2 separate regions of the Mus musculus genome follow, and region 1 is linked to region 2. Evidence: chromatin loops called from intact Hi-C (ENCODE). Cell type or tissue: left cerebral cortex. All regions are shown on one strand. Each heading gives the region's core, and the rest is flanking DNA. Links, peaks and the distances in the headings are about the cores only. Region 1 has its middle 32 kb from the start of Kcnk16. Region 2 overlaps Kcnk5 (potassium channel, subfamily K, member 5).

Region 1 (8,330 bases), core at 233-8,232, 87 kb before region 2:
AAGCTCGTCCCTTGGTGAGGTCATATGGTGTTATTGGCAGGGGCAGGGCCTTCTTAGAGGAAAGAGGTCACTGGAGACATAGTCTTGCCCTGGTCCCTCCCTGTATTTCCCTCTCTGCTTCCTGCCTGCCAAGAAGTGATTAGCCTCCCTGCCACTCTCCCAGCTGCCATGATGCTCTTCCTAAGAGCATACATGAGCTGAGGGACCCAGGTCTGATCCCACCGAAACCCTGAGCGCAGACAAACCCTTACTCCTTCCTTAGTTTGTTTCCGGCAGGTGTTTGGTCCCAGAGACAGCGCCCATGCTGTGTGAAAAGGAAAAAAAGAACCAGTGTTTTACCAGTTTATTCAGGCATGTGAACAGCCTCTGAAAATCGTCTTTAAAGGGAGAGCCCATTCCTTTTTGGACTTTTGTTCTTCCAACCTTGTTAGGACAGGGATGGTATGGTTGATATTGCAACAGTGATCTTGGATCAGGAGGCAAACCTTGTACATTAAAATGATCAAGCCAGCTGTGGTCTTACATTGACAACCCACTCTGAATGGCCTAACCAAGCTCACTGGGCAGACTGGACCCTGGGAGGTGCTGGGGACCATAGCACTTAGCCAATGGCTCCATGGCCAAAGGCGCCATAGATGAGGTGGAGTCAGGGACAGCATGAGAAGGAAGGCCTGGAGAATATGAAATCAACCAATAAACGAACCAGTCTCTGTCTTTCTTCTTTTGGCTTTTGTTTGTTTTCTGAGACAAAAATATCACTATGTAGCCCTTGGCTGGCCTGGAACTTGCTGTACACAGAGAGTCTTGCCTCAAAGACACAGAAATCCCCCAGCCTCTGCCTTTTGAGTGCTGGGATTAACTCCCCTCACCTTTTTGGACACAGGTGTGAGAACATTTTAGGTGAATCCCTTTTCTTTTCTTCTTCTCTTCCTCCCTCCTCTCTCCTCTTTCTTTCTCTCCCTTTCTCCCTCTTTCCTCCCTCACTTTTATCCCCCTCTTCCTTCCATGAGAGCATGTCTTCTCTGTGAAACTTATGGCCATAACTAGAGAAATCTAATTACTTTCACATGGGATATCTTGGCGGACATTGTTCTGAGCTTGGGGAGGGCTGGACCATTTCCCTGACTTCCTGGAGATGCTCAGGTTGATGGTGGCCTGTTTCTCTGGGATGCTTGTAGATTGTAGGTTCCAGGCTTCTGACTCAGTGCTCACACTTAGCCTTGGGGATTTGGTAAACTCCCAAGAATCCTGACAATTACAGATAAAATGTCTCCAAAGACAGGTACTGGGGCTTCTGTGTGGGGCTGAGGAGACTGGAACTCCAATTCTGGAATCAGACATGTCACCCAGGTACCTTTCTGCTCAGCTTTGGTCATTATCTGCCAATGTTCCGGCAGCCAGCTAAATCTGATGTGAGAGACACTTTTCATTTCTGATGCTGTTTTTCCCTGAGTCCCCACCACCACCACCACCACCACCAAGACTGCTGGTCTTCTGTCATGGCTCGTGATGGCTGCTTGAGCTCCAGCCATTTTGTCTGTATTCAGTAAGAGGAGGAGGAGGAGGAGGAGGAGGAGGAGGAGGAGGAGGAGGAGGAGAAGGAGAAGGAAAAGAGAAGAAGAAGAAGAAGAAGAAGAAGAAGAAGAAGAAGAGGAGGAGGAGGAGGAGGAGGAGGAGGAGGAGGAGGAGGAGGAAGAGGAAGAGGAAGAGGAAGAGGAAGAGGAAGAGGAAGAGGAAGAGGAAGAAGAAGAAGAAGAAGAAGAAGAAGAAGAAGAAGAAGAAGAAGAAGAAGAAGAAGAAGAGTATTATCGCATTCCACATCCCCCTTTAGATGCTTATATTTCAGTGATAGAACAAAATCACACTGGACTGTTTCATTGCAAGAGAAACTGGGAAATGTAGTCTTACAGTTACTTGACAAAGTAACCAGTTATAAAAGACTAAAAAGTGGAAGGCTTGAAAAAATACTAGAAGTTTCTACTATGGTGTTCAGAAACATCAGCAGACCTAGCCCAGGCCTCTGTCCTGGCACCAGCAATTACTGTGCACATGGTTGACCAAACTGCTCCATTTAAGGGCTAAAAACAGGGTTGATGTACTATGTGCCTAGCACGTGTGAAGCCCTGGGTTTCATCCCCAATATCACATAAGCCAGGCATGGGGGTCCATGCCTGTAACATTCACACTCAAGAGGTGAAGGCCGGGGTATCAGAAGTTCAAAGTCATCCTATGAGACCTTGTCTGGAAAGGGAATGGATGTACACAGACCGGTGCTATGATGTGATAGGGTCATAATCAAATGCTCCACAAAAAGGTCAGGTATCAAGTGTCGGACTGAGGTCCTGCCCCTGTGGAAATGCAGAGTGGGACATACAAAGATAGGCAGTAGACAAGTTGGGCCGGGGACAGTGCTCAGTGGGTGGGTGCTCCTTGTGAAAATGTGAAGAACTAAGTTCGATCCCCAGAACCCACATGTGGTGGCAGCACCTGTTTGTAATCACAGTGCTGAGGAAGAGGAGACAGGAAGCTCCCCGAGGCTCCCGGGCCAGCCAGTGTGGATCCTGCCTCAAAACCCAAAGAGGGAGCTGGAGAGAAGGCTTAGTGGTTAAAGCACTGGCTCCTCTTGCAGAGGGTCTAGGTTCTGCTCACAACACAAACAGGACACCTCACAGCTGGCTGTAAGTTCAGTCCCAAGCAATCCAATGCCCTCTTCTGGCCTATTCTGTCACTGCACATACATGGTAAACCACACACACACACACACACACACACACACACACATGCACACACATGCACACGCACTCAAAACCATGAATATTTTAAAAAATCTTTAAAAAGGACACAGGCAATAAGGACAACTCCTGAATAATGACACTTGGGGTTGTTCACACGTACGAGTATGCATAGGCATGTATCCACCCACACTGTATTGTCAGAATTTATAGAATGAATCCATATACATCCATATATCTACATATATTCATATATATGGATATTCATATGCACACTCACATGCGCGTGCACACACACACCACAGAGACACCTACATACACTCAGAAAGGAGTTCAGTTGTTTGGAATGGTTAGAAGGAGGCAATAGCTTAAGGAGCTGGTGTACTGGAAGTGATGAGGATGTTCTAGAATAGACTATGGAGATGTCACACTTGTCCATGAATAGACTAAAAGCCACTGGGCTGTGTCCTTACAATGATTTACTGTGTGGTTCATGGATTAGATCTCAGGACTGTCCTCAGAACTTTCTAGAAGCCTGAATGTACAACCTGCCTCTGTCTTCTCAGTCCCTGGCATGCAGTAGCCTCCTTGGACATATGCTGACCTCTTTCTCTCTGCTTTCGTCCTGGATAATTTATTACTAGTCCCTACTGACGGGAGTCTAACTGTGATTTCTTCCCTGTCCTACTGCCACCAACTAGCCCAAAACCCACTTTCTCCACCTCAAAAATACCTGATGCCCATTACTGTCCTTATGTCCTTTCTCCTCCGAGGAGCTGGGGGTGGGGTATGCTGTGGAGGTCTGAGGAGATAAAGGGCTTACTGTGTAGGCAGAGGACCTGAGTTCAGTCTCTAGCATGTATGTGAATGTTGTTTGCAGTGGCCTGTGTTTGGAAGCCCAGTGCAGAGGAGGTGGATCCCCAGGGCTTGCTGCCAGACTGTCTAGCCCACATGTCAAGTTCTAGGCCAGTGAGAGACATCTTTCTTACACACACAAAAGTGTCCAGCTCCTGAAGGACAGCTAAGGTTGTCCTATAAACACACATGCACATGTGTGTGCACATGCACACATGGAAAACATCAGACTGGATCTTTCATGCCTCTGCCAACCACCTCAGTGATTTCTCACTGCTTTTAACACATGAGCAAAGCCTAAAAGATAGCTTCTGGGTTCCTCAAGGCTGCCAGTGGCCCACCTCCACAGCCAGCCATCTTTTCCATCTCTGTCCCATCCTGCCTGTCCCCCTGAGTTATTGTCCTGTAAGGACTTCCGTGCCACCATAGACAAGCCTTGTCTTTGTACTTAGCAGTCTGGAGGTCCCAGCTCCAGCTCTCAATGCCCCTCCCTTATGATACAGGTCCCAGGTACCTCAGAGGAGGACCCTCTCAATGCCTCCACATATCCCAACCTTCCTTCAAGGCACTGTTGCTCCATGTTAGTGATTACCTGCTTAACAGGTGGATTTCCACTCAACTGAACTCAGCAAATATTTACAGAAGCGTGAGCATACAGAATGTCAGACTTGCTGGGCACTGGAGGTGAACATCTTTAATTCCAGCACTCAGGAGGCAGAAGCAGGTGGATTTCTGAGTTTGATGCTAGCCTGATCTACAGAGCAAGTTCTGTGACAGTCAGGGAATACACAGAGAAATACTGTCTCAAAACAAATAAACAAAAAAACAAACAAAAAACAAAAACAAAGCAAGAAACAAAACAACAACAGCAGCACAGAATGCCAGACTCTCCACTGCATGCTACCACCTTCTTCTGGTTCTAGACCCTAACCCACAGGGCCTCCAGTTGCTTCTGCTGCCCCCTAAAGAAAGGGACAACCCTGGTGGCAGTGTCCTAAATAATGGGGACTGTGATAGCAATGTCTCATGTCTCTCTGTTAGCCATCTCCTTTCCCGGACAGAACCCTGTGCATGTGAGTACACTGTGGAAGGACTTGAGCCTGGCCTCACTAACCATTTGCTGGCCCCCTCCTCACCACAGATTTACTGAGTCTCTCTTTGTGACAGACCTGGCTTATGCCTGAGGAGTCAGAGACCTGTGTGTGTGTGGGCACAGCCTAGGACACAGAATGGGTTTCAAGGACACAAACATGCTGCTGTAGTTCAGATGTAAATGTAGCCCATGGGCTCAGTGTTTGAATTTTCCATTCCTAGCTGGTGGTGTTGACATAGGACATTACGGAACCTTTCAGACTCAAGGCCTATCTGACTCAGGCCACTTGATTAGGGTCTTTGTAGTGTGACACTAACCCTGGGGAGATGTGAACAAGCCAATCTCAAGCCAAAGTAAGGACATGACCAAAGTCTAACTTGGTGGACAGTGAGTTTTATTGGGGTTCCTTACAGGAGTGTGGGAGAGTGAGTTAGTTACTTTCAGGAGCAGAGATCACTCAAAGTCAACTGCAATAGAAAACTCTGCCTAGCATGGGGGTGTAAGCTAAGAAAAGCTGGAACTCTCTGTGTGACTCAGCAAGCTAGTGTGTGTCTTCTAGGCAGTTTGTCCCATCTCAGCCTCTTTCAGATAGTTCCAATGATCTGAGAGGCACTCTCAGCAGTCCTTACAGCTCATATAACTTTGGAAAAGGATGGGCCTTGTACATTTTAGTTTCAGAGACTTCCTAAGACTTGTGAGTTGTTTACTTCCTTAGTCTTCCCAAGTCTCCATTTAGAATTTCCCAAGTCTTAAAAAGCTTTTCTTCACGAAGTAATGATTTAACTTAGAGCTGTGGCTCTCAGCCTACCTAATACTGTGACTCTTTAATACAATTCCTCATTTAGTGGTGACCCAAACCATAAAATTGTTTTTGTTGTTACTTTGTAACTGTAATTTTGCTACTGTTATGACTCATGTTATAAATATCTGTTTTCTGATGGTCTTAGGTGACCCCAAGGGGGTCATGACTCACAGGTTGAGAACCATTGAATTAGAAGGCGTTAACAACAGCCTTGAGGGATACAACCCAACTCAACTTCTTGCCTTGAGATCATTTACCATGATGTGAACAAGCCATACTGCAAAACTCTGCTGACACAGCTGAAGTCATGCCAGCCACCATGACGGACTCTACCCCCTCACACTGCGTCAAAAGAAGTCTCTCTCTTTTCTTAAGTTGTTTCTGTCAAGTTTTGGTCACTGTGATGAGAAAAGTAACTGAGTGTGTGCATATGCACACTCATGAGTGTGTGTGTGTGTGTGTGTGTGTGTGTGTGTGTAAAGAAAGATCCCTACCTACATTCTAGAATAGTCCTCATGTTTTTATAATGCAAGCTTTACTTGAAGTGCTGCCTCAAACGATGTGGAAAGAGAATGGAGTTGTCATTTCTTCTTTTCCTGTCTCCTTTCTCACCTTGAGTACTGCCTAGGTGACCCAGCTGAATCTTTACCCTGACCTAACTTGTTTGTCTTGGAGGATGAAATGCCCATAGGCCAGTAGTTCCTCCTGAACAGGGCTGGATGAAACTAGTTAGGTATAAGATGGTTGCCAAGCTTACCCCAGACAACTTCTAATAAGTCCATCTTTGTGCTGAATGACATGCCCTTTAGTGCCATGGTGTAGAGGGTTGCCATGGCAACATCTAACAAGAGCCATAAAGGGCTGGAGAGATGGCTCAGCGGTTAAGAGCACCGACTGCTCTTCCAGAGGCCCCGAATTCAATTCCCAGCTCACAACCATCTGTAATGGGGTCTGTCTTCTGGTGTGTCTAGAGAGAGCAATGGTGGTGTACTCATATGTATTAAATAAATAAATAAATAAATAAATAAATCTTAAAAAAAAAAGAATGAAACAAAGTGGTGATAAGATTCCTGGAAAAAAATCCCATTTTCAGAAAATGCGTAAATATTCTTCCTTTTCTTTACTAGTCTAACCTTTTCCTCACTTTAAAAAAAAGTTACTTTTGTGCCATATGTATGGGTGTTTGTCTGCATGTCCATATGTGTACTATATAGGTGCAGTTCTGTAGAGGCCAGAAGAGGGCATTAGATCTCCTGGAACTGGAGTAAGTTATCATGTGGGTGCTGGAAAGCAAAGGAGAGCCCTCTGAGCCGGAAGACCCAGCTTCCCAACCTCCCTCTCTTGTTTTTATCACCATATATCTACAGACCCCTGAGCTGCAAAGGTAGAGAGATGAATCTACCATTACTCTATCAGCTCACCTCTCATTAAAACTATTCTTGGCCAAGAGTAAAAAATCTCTGCTGATCAGTCTGTGCTTTGTCCTGAGGACCCATCTCAGGGGCAAAAACTAGTTATGTTTTTGGCCTCTTTTTTCTCCTAGCCCAGAAAAAGTAGTTTTCAAGTCAAGCAAGTGATTTGGGTAGGAGGAAAAAGGAGTTTATTCATTGTAATGGTTAATTGTCAACTTAGTAGGGTTTAGAATCGACAAGGGAGCAAGTCTGTAGACTGGTGAGATGGGAAGACCCACCCTAAATTGGCGGGCACCATTCCATGGGCCTGGGGCCCCGACTGAATAAGAAGGAGAAACTGAGCTGATTACCAGCATTCATCTCTCTCTGCTTCGTGACTGTCTCCACAATGTGAGCAGCCACTCCTGCTGCATACTATGTCTTCCTTTCATGGTGGACTGTGGTCCCACGGACTGAGAGCCATAGGAAACCTTTCTTAAGTGGCTTCTGTCAGGATTTTGTCGCCCCTATGAGACAAGTGACTAATACGATCATGTAACAAAGTCCTATAAAACTTAGTGAAGTAAAGTAGTGTTTTATTTTGCCCAGGAATTTGAACTTTAGTCGGGCCTCAGTGGGGTACTGTCTGTGTCTCCTGACGTCAGCAGGATTTCTGGAGAACTCAGCTTAGGGCCATTGGAACACTCACTCCTTTGTGTTTTGATGGTGGCTGTTGACTGGGACTTTAGCACATGTCTGCCTGGCTTCCTCCTGTGCCTGAGGCCTCCTTATAACAAGGCAGCTGTTCCTCCAGAGAGAAAGACACTCCTGTTGCTTATGACCAAGACTGGGGCCACTCAGTGACGCCTCCTTGTCCTCTCCCTCTGGGCCAGCTAGTTCTGACGAGGGGAGGAAACAGCCATCTCTACATGGAAGGCTCTAGAGAAATGTATGCTGAAGAAAAGTTCACTTAAAAGAAAACATCCTGTTTAACAAGTTATTTTTAATGTGTGCCCTCATCCTCTCTGTTCCCTGCCTGCACATATATGAGGGGGGTCAGCATCTCACAGTTACTCAGACTGAAACAAAACCCTCCGACAGTCGTGCTGACCTGAGAGATCGAGAAGCTCTGACGAGGAGGAGGGAGAAAGAATCAAAATGGTGGAAGCAGAAGCATAGTACTGAGAAAGGACAGCATGTGCCAGCCACAGGAGGTACTGACAGAGGACAGAGCAGAGGAGAGGGTGACAGACACCAGCTGGACTTCATATGGAGTCTGTGACAAATCTTGGAAAGGGTCGAAGCAAGAAGAGAAGATTTGCTCTGTACATAAATGACTTTTTTGTTTGTTTGTTAAATGAAGATTCAAGAAGCATTTGGGAGAAAAAAAATGGGTGTGACTTAAGATAGGAAAGGCAGAGTTGGGGGTGGGGTGGGGCAGCTTGCCTTGGTTCTTA
Region 2 (8,330 bases), core at 305-8,304:
TTGGAGACAGGGTTTCACTGTGTAGCCCTGGCTGTTCTGGGATTCATCTGTACAGCAGGCTGGCCTCAAACCCACAGAAATCCTCCTGTCTGCCTCCTGAGCTTAGGGTTAAAGGTGTGTTCCATTACCACCTGACACCTTTTGGAGAATTTTTAAAATCTGTGGACACGTGTCTGCAGGGCTTGGTATTTTAAGCTTAAAGATGGTTCCTTGGACAGTGCAGCCTGGTCTTGAGAGTCCCTGCCTCACAGTGACTCTGTATTGTCAAAATCTTAGTTTCATCTAATATAAGCAAGCCTTACATCTCTTCCCAACCCCAAGTTAACATTGAGAAAATAATGCAAGAGGTAGAGTTGACTTGGCCTGGTCTGCAATGGAGATGCACGCGCGCGCGCGCGCGTGTGTGTGCGTGTGTGTGTGTGCGTGTGTGTGTGTGTGTGTGTGTGTGTGTGTGTGCTCATGTACTTGTATGTGTATGACAGCCAGAGATTAGTCTCAGAAGAAGCCCGCCTCACTGTTTGAGACTGGTCTTAGTGGTGCCCTCAGGCTCACTCACTGATGGACTAGGCTGGCTCACCAGTAAGCTCCTAGATCCTTCTGCCTCCACTTCCCCATTGAGATCACAGGCTTGCGGGACTTTTTACATAAATGATGAAGATGGAATGAGTCCAGGTTCTGTCCCATGCTTGCACCCCAAGCCCTTCACTGACCAAGTTATCTCTAGCCATTCCAAGATATTCTTATGTGTCCATAAATCCCAGTGGGGATTATCAGATTGGATGGATGCCAGCTGCTCAGCTGGGCACACTAACATTCCCTCATCTCCCACCCTGATTCCTAAGTTGCTTTGGTGTATGAAGGTTGGTTTGGGGTCTCCCTCCTTTGACCTATGCCTGTCTGTAGCTTTAAAATTTTGGCAGACGTTGTACTCAGTATGTTTACCTGGCATGTATCTAGCTGTTAACTTTTGTACAGAGAACCCCTCCATTTAACGTGGGGTCTTCATCCACCCTTGGCTTCCCACCTGGGAGGGGATTGTGTTAGAGACATGGACATGGACAGCAAGTGACTGTGAGGCCAGTGTCAGGCAGACTTTTGTTGACTGTGAAGCTTGAAACAGTAGGGGGGTGGGGAGTGAGGGATTAAGTTCAGAGAAGTTGCCATCTGTCCCCTCCTGTCCTCCACCTCACCTGGGGAGTGCAGCGCTAACCCCTATTCACCTAGACAGCCTCCTCTGTTGCTTAGTTGAATGGCAGACACACTATTAGGGATGGCCCAGAACTGGAGGCAGGGGGAGATTAGGTTCCCTTCTGAAGGTAAGGATACTTTATATGTGCCTGAGTTTCTTCCTGCCACGACACCTAACTATGGAGACGTAGTGCTTTCTCCATGTGGTCTGAGGAAGCCAAGCGATAAGAGGCTTAGGGAGAGAAAGGCTTCTCACTGCCTCCCTTCTAGGCATGGGCTGTGAACTTGTAGTCCTGTCCAGGGTTTGCCACTCCCTCCTGTCCTTTTTGTTTGTTTGTTTGATTTTTGTTTGTTTTGGGGGGTTTTTTCAAGACAGGGTTTCTCTGTGTAGCCCTGGCTGTCCTGGAACTCACTCTGTAGACCAGGCTGGCCTCGAACTCAGAAATCCTCCTGCCTCTGCCTTCCAAGTGCTGGGATTAAAGGCGTGCGCCACCACTATCTGGCTGGGCAAGTGAGTCTTTAGTGGGATCTCATGTCTACAGTGTCTGTGCTCCTGATTTAGACCAAGATAGATGAGCTAGCATGCTGATGGCAGGCACACTTGGCCAGCCCTCACGGGGGCCTGGATGCTCCTCTTGTGTTCAGAAGATGCAGGCCAAGAGCAGCCAAGTACTTTACCCAAGCCTTGTTGCTAGCCTTTGGGAGACCTTGCCCAGCTCAATCTCAGGTAGGTCCAACTGGTTCTGTGTGTAGACAGCCTGTATCTGAGATGGCTCAGCTTGTCATCGCCGCAGTGGACTGTCTGTGACTAGGGGTGAGTGCATTTGGAGAGGAGAGGTTGGCAAAGAGTCAGTGAAGCGGCCATCAGTCAGCGTGGACTTCTATACTCCCTTTCCTGCTCTCGCTATATAGCCATTGCCTTTGTGAGGGTTTCCGGAGGTGACCGGTGTCCTTCCTGCAGGAAGGACAACCTGGTTACCCCATGGGTATTCCCCTAGCGCAGCCATTGCATGCTCTGTTGCCTTTCCTCTGGCTCTTTCTGCCCCCCTAACCCTCATCCCCTCTCTAGCCTGGCTCCTTCCCTTCCCTGGGCTGGGTGCACAGTCCCGTGGCCTTCCCAAGTGCAGTGCTCAGCTCTATCCAGAACACCCACTGCTTCCCCCGATTCTGCTGGACAGAAGCCTCTGCTTTGTTGCAGATAAAACTGTTTAAAACCCAACTGCAGCCAGGTATGGTGGAGCAAGTCTTCCATCCCAGCACTGAGATGCAGGGGCAGGCGGATCTCTGTATAAACTTGAGGCCCACTTGGTCTATATAGGAAGTTCCAGACCAGCCACAACCATACAATGAGTCCCTATCTTAAAAGAATAAAGCAACTTTAGAATAATGCTCAAAGATGTTGGGGTGTGTGGGCATTTGAAGACAAATGAGCCGAGGCTGGAGTACCCCATTCTTCATTCAAATTCACTTAACAGGAACAGGCACTCAGTCGTGCGGTGACTACTCTCTGTGAGGCAGAGACCTAAGCTCCAGGAATACAAAGCCTCTTCTTGGCATTTATACTACAGGGAACTCTTTTTTTTTTCCCCCTGGTGACATTTAACATTTCCTTTGTGATTGTCTGAGGCAGTGTGTTATAAATCTGACTTCATTCTACTAACCAGCGTACCCAGTGTTCCATCTTCTCCCTCTGTACTGTAGTGGTCCTGCCTGAATTCACATCCCAGCTCTGCCACTTACCTTGGACTGGACCCTGCTTTCTTATCGTTAAAATAGGCTAAGGGTCCCTGCTTTGCAAGACCTAGCCATTCCGTGAGAGAAGTGTTTTAAGTACATGATCAGTACCTGTCCCCACACGTGCCCAACTATCACTTCAGCAGCTACACAGTTAAGAGGTGGTGTCTGGAAAAGCCACAGTAAGGAGGCTGATAATGGCTTCAGTATTTGAGGTCTTAAGCACCGTGGACAGGTGAAGTGACTTTCCAGAACAGAGGGACTGTGTGAGCACAAAGGATTAAAGAAGGGATCCAGAGGCAGCCAGTGAGAGCACGAGGGTTCTGGCTCTTGGAACACCATAGGACTGCAGTTTTCCAGGTCAGGAGTAGAGGATGGAAGAAGGGCTGTGTTCGGGAAGCCATAGGAGTCGTGGGAGAGATCAAATAGCTGCATGGATGCTTCTTAGCTGGAACCCCTGCAGTAGGCTCATGTCTTGGCCAGTTCCCCCCACCCTATGCAAAGAAAAGTCCACCTGACTGCGGTGGCGTGGTCGGTCGGTGTCTACAGGTTAGAGTGGGCGTGTGGATGTTGGCCACTAGAAGACCTGCTGGGAATGGCTGGACTGGTTTTTGGGCACTGTTTTCTCAGCTGGTGGGAAAGGTTGGAAGTGTGCATAGGTCTCCTTCCTGTGCCCTCTGTGGGGAAAGGGGGCGGGATCACCATGGTTAGGACCCAGGTGGCCCTGGGTTCTAGTCCCAGCCTTGTAGCTTTTAGTACCATGACCTCTGGCTACTTCCTTGCTATCTCAGCCTCAGACTCTCATTTGCAACGTGGAAAAAATGATAGTGTCTTCCCAGTAGAATCCTGTCCTCATTAAATGAGCTAAAAGGCACGTAAAATGCTGAGCACACCCCTTGGCTCATAGGAAGACCTCAATAAATCACGCTGGCTTTATGATGAAGGTGACAAGTAGGGAACTCGATTCCGTCCCCAAACAGGAGCCTGGCCTGGATTGTGCAGGCTCGGCTCCCTCTCTCCATCACCCTCCCAGCTTAGGAGGAAAGTGAAAATATTGTCTCTTGTGAGTTTAGGAGCCAAGTTAAAGAATACTGCAAGTGAACAGGGGCCACCTCCTCCCGTGAAAGCTGTTTCTCTAACCCCGAGAACAGGACGCCTTGTCTAACAGGGTTTGCCTGCCTCCCCCCCACAGCCCTCCCTTGACCCAGGCATGGCCCTCATCCTGGGTCAGCTCGTTTGTTCTGGGAGACTGATTCAGGCCTCTTCCTCACCCTGTGGGATCCAACCATGGCCAACTGTGCCTCTCCACCATGGCTCCACACAGTGGGAAAAAGAGTCGCTGGCCCTGAAGTTCGCATTCAGACCTCAGCTCTGTGCCAAGTGATACCTGGCAGAATCAGGAAGAGCCAGGCAGGTGATGGATGTGTCCAAGTCCAAGCAAGGGAGTGTCTGGCCACAGCGGCAGTCTTGTGCCCCATCTTGTGATCACCCCCCCCCCCCCCATCCTTGTTCCAGGTTTGGCGAAAAGCCGTGCAGCCATATTTCGGAATGGTGGGCAGGGGAAGAAACAGTAAGGGGCTCTGGGGAGCTGTGCACACCACTACCTTTTTCACCCTTCTTTTAAGACACTGTGCCTTTCCACGATTGTAGTGTTTCACGGGGTGAGGGGCTCTTAGGAGAGTGAACGCCTTCCACAGTTATCTGTCCTTGATGGGTGACTCAAGAGAACGCAACGCAAGTCACGGGGAAAGCAGGTGAGCGGCCGCTCCTGATAAGCCAGGAAGAGGGCGAGGCTGTGTGCCTCGGAGGACACCACCACCAGTGGGGTGAGGGCAGGAAGCCCGGCATTGCTATCCTCTATGCTGTCCTGATTTTTCAGTTCTTCTGTCAGGGGAATGTTTAGTACTTTCTGACTGATTTCTGAATTACCGGTGGCCTTTGAGTCAGCCTGTTTCCAGGGGAGCATTGAGGCATTATGGGTAGGGCTGTCTTGTGAATGCTATGGCATTTATTGCCTTTGGTCAGCCATCCACTTCATGCCAGTATTGTCCCCCTGTTAACCACGTGTGCAAACCTGTGAGAAGACAGATTCAATTGTTCACAACCGTACTCCCTGTCTGACATATAGTACTCCCTGTGAACACCATCTCCTAACCCTCCAGAAACTACAACTAGTCCTGAGTAGGGTCTCCTGTCCTCTGCGCCCCCATATAAACTCCTCCTGGACGATGCTCACCCCTGTACTAACCGAGTCTCAGTAGAGAATCTGCAGCGGCAGATGGTTATCCTCAAACACTTCGATGATGGCTCTCTTTGGTCTTGAGCTCATTGACTACCATGACGTGTATAGTCCGACACAGAGTTGGAACAGTGTGTTCCTTGTGGCCTGACCTTGAAACACAATGGACTAGGTGTCTCCAACTCTGGACAGGTAACACACCCTGGGATTTACTTTTTACCCCGTTTATTGATCTGTGGTCAGCGGAGACCAAGAAAGAACTCTCCCCCATTCTTGCATACTCTGTTTCGTTTTAGGTTGTCCGGTTTAAGATTTCTATCTGATAACAGGTGGGGACTTAAATGGTATTGCCTTTTCTCCCATCTGTTTAATGTCAACACTCGGGGCTCTAGACTTTCCTCATTCTCCTGCTGCAGACAGATTTTTAAAGGCTAAATAGCTGCTAAGGTGTGGCTTGGTACCCGAGCCATTTCCCAGTAAGTAGGTTCAGTCTCTCAGAATTGAAGGGAGAACCTGTTGTATGCTCCTGCTGGTCTGCAGCATCTAAGATGCTCTTACACATAGACTATGTAAGATAGTCTGCTTTCCATGGTCTCCCAAGCTTGGAATGGCAGTGGGAGGTAGGGCAGCAAGCGGCCTGTGGTCTGATGGGGTGTCGAGCGGGCATGTCATCATGGAAAATTCTTCGCCAAAGTATGCAGATCCATTTACACAGCCTCTGCTGCTTCTGCAAACTGTGCATTCCTTTGGAACCATCCATGCGTTCTCTCCTTCCCTCCAAACCTCAGTCATGCTTCGGGTGGCTTAGAATGATGGCTTCTCTACCTCTCCGTTGTTTCCACTCTCTGGTCCCTGCTGTCCTTGGCTTGGATTTTATAGGAAACTTGGCTGGGTTCCTGGTCTCTAGGCTGATGGGTCATCCCAGGGCTGACCTTGAATGACAGAACTTGAACCCCAGATTTAGAGCCCCTAATGGGTCTCTTGGGTACAGTCTCTGGCAGCTCTTGGTGTATGTAGCTCTGATACTGCTCCTTTGGTCAGATGAGTTGAGAGGTAGGCAGAGTCGGTGTTTGTAAGTGAGGCAGGTAGTGGTATGTAGAACCAGGTTTGGTATTTCTGGGAAATTCCTAGAGTAGATAATGCCTGCCCTGGGGCTTCCAACCAGTTGGAAACTGTAGGGACCGGTACGTTTGGATCACCTTGAAGTACAATTGCCACCTGTTGATCTGTCTCTGTCCCAACAATTGCTCAGCCCAGGTCAGAGAAAAGAAGGAACTCAGAGAAAAGGGAGCCTGTCACGATGAGGGACAGGATCGGGAAAGGTTGGTTTAGCTAGTTTACGTATCCTGATACGTATCCTTGGCCTCTAGGATACTGAGCTGATCTCAGTGGTCATCCTCAAGTGCAGTGGTTAAAGGCTCCTTCCCAGGTCACAGAGGGCTAAGGTATAGGGGGACATTGGAGGTACCTGTATTGAGTCTGCCCTCTTAGAGATAGGAATAGTCTCGTAGCTCTTGGAGTTCAGGCCCTGAACTCCACTTCTTGGAAACCACATGGAAACTCTTTGGGAGAGCTCCCTTCCCAGAAGCCTGGGGTGCAAGCTTTCTCAGCTCTGGGTGGTTTGAGGATATGTTTCTGTCAAATTTTCGAACCAGGTGCCTACTTCGTATATCTCCCTAGCTGTGTGGACCTGAGTAGATCATTCAACCTCCCTGATCCTCTCTGTAAAATGTTTCAGCTATATAATAAAGAACTGCTACCCACCTTGGTATCCTGGTGGTTAAATGAGGACACTTGAGATGTGTGGCTGCTGCTGGTGGTATTAGTTTGGGGCAGGGGCTCAGGTAGCCCGGCCTGGCCTTGAAGCATAATCCTGATTCCCTTCCCCCTGCTTTCTTTCTTCCTTGTTGGGTTTTGGTTTGGTTTGGTTTTTGAGACAGGGTTTCTCTGTGTAGCCCTGGCTGTCTTGGAACTTGCACTGTAGACCAATGGGGCCTGGAACTCATAGATTTACCTGTCCCTCCTCCTTAGTGCTGGGATTAAAGGCATGTGCCACCATTGGCGGGCTCCTCTGTTTCCTCGAGTGTTGGCATTACAAGTGTGTGCCACCATGCCAGGTTTATGTCATGTTTGGAATGGAGCTTAGAGTATGTATGTTTGCTAGGCAAGGTGGACTCCACCTTGGAGCTACATCTCTTGTCACTGATAAATCCTCTTGTCTCTGACCTTCTCTTTGGTTTTCTTTTTTAGGTGGTGTCTGATGCTGCGGATCAGGGTGTGGCCATCACCGGGAACCAGACTTTCAACAACTGGAACTGGCCCAATGCAATGATTTTTGCTGCCACAGTCATCACCACCATCGGTAAGTCCCCGAACACCTTCAGTACACCAAGATCCACATCCTCACTCCTCAGAACCGTACAGGAATCCAGCTTTGGTGACTGTAAGTTTCACCCTGGCCTTTTGGTTAGGAAGGACTTAGTAAGTCCCGAGTGATTGGCCATACCTATGCAACCACTTCCATAGGTCCTGATTTAGACTGTATTTTTTTTTCATTATTTCTGCATGCCTATGTGTGTGGTGTGCACACATGTGAGTGTGTGTTTGCATTTGTGTAGGCACACATATATTCGAGGATATATGTGTTTGGTGGTCCAAGGTTAACATCTAGTATCTTCTTTGATTGTTCTCTACCTTATATATTGAGATGTGGTCTCTAGCTAACCCAAAAATTCACCTAGTCTAGCTAGTTTGTTCTAGAGATCCTATGTCTGTGCCACCGTTTGTTGGGATGATAGGCCACCCACCTCACCCACCCAGCCTTTACATGGCTCCCAAGGTTCTTTATTCCATTTGGACTCTTCAAGCAGAAACACCAGAGTGGCTTGACGGGGAGAACCACACTGGTGAGATAGACTGCTTACTGCACAAAGCCCCATTGTTCTATGGTTCTGTGGCTTAACTATCTTCACCCTTTCAGGGTTGGCTGGGTTCAGCTAACAGTTCTTACGTGGGCTCTCTAGCATATGGTAGTCAAATAGTGGCTGCCCACTGGTCTGGAGTCCAGCCTGGCTTCTCCCACCTACTGTTTGACTCTTGGTGTTGACTGCTGGCTGGGGTTGAATGCTCAGAGCCTCTGCAGCTGGGCACTCGAAGGAGGAGTCTTCCA

What was found. Hi-C counts contacts between places; a loop is a spot of excess contacts. Peaks named below come from ENCODE experiments on the same cell type or tissue, not always from the same donor. Only the 100,000 strongest peaks of a DNase experiment are listed, where the experiment ranks them.
Region 1: a loop joins it to region 2, with 2.4 times the contacts of the local background. A loop is called at or near these places in 4 of 42 quality-filtered maps.

Annotation. Positions count from the first base shown.
Region 1 is chr14:20,232,996-20,241,325 of GRCm38, reverse strand. No RefSeq gene overlaps it. Among named protein-coding and RNA genes, the nearest start is that of Kcnk16, 32 kb to the left of the region's middle. In left cerebral cortex, for the core only: no CTCF peak of the experiment used is centred there; a DNase peak (open chromatin) is centred at 5,206.
Region 2 is chr14:20,145,694-20,154,023 of GRCm38, reverse strand. Kcnk5 (potassium channel, subfamily K, member 5) reads left to right here. Exons shown (of 5, transcript NM_021542.4): 2 at 7,412-7,523. Among named protein-coding and RNA genes, the nearest start is that of Gm52125, 12 kb to the right of the region's middle. In left cerebral cortex, for the core only: no CTCF peak of the experiment used is centred there; a DNase peak (open chromatin) is centred at 4,034.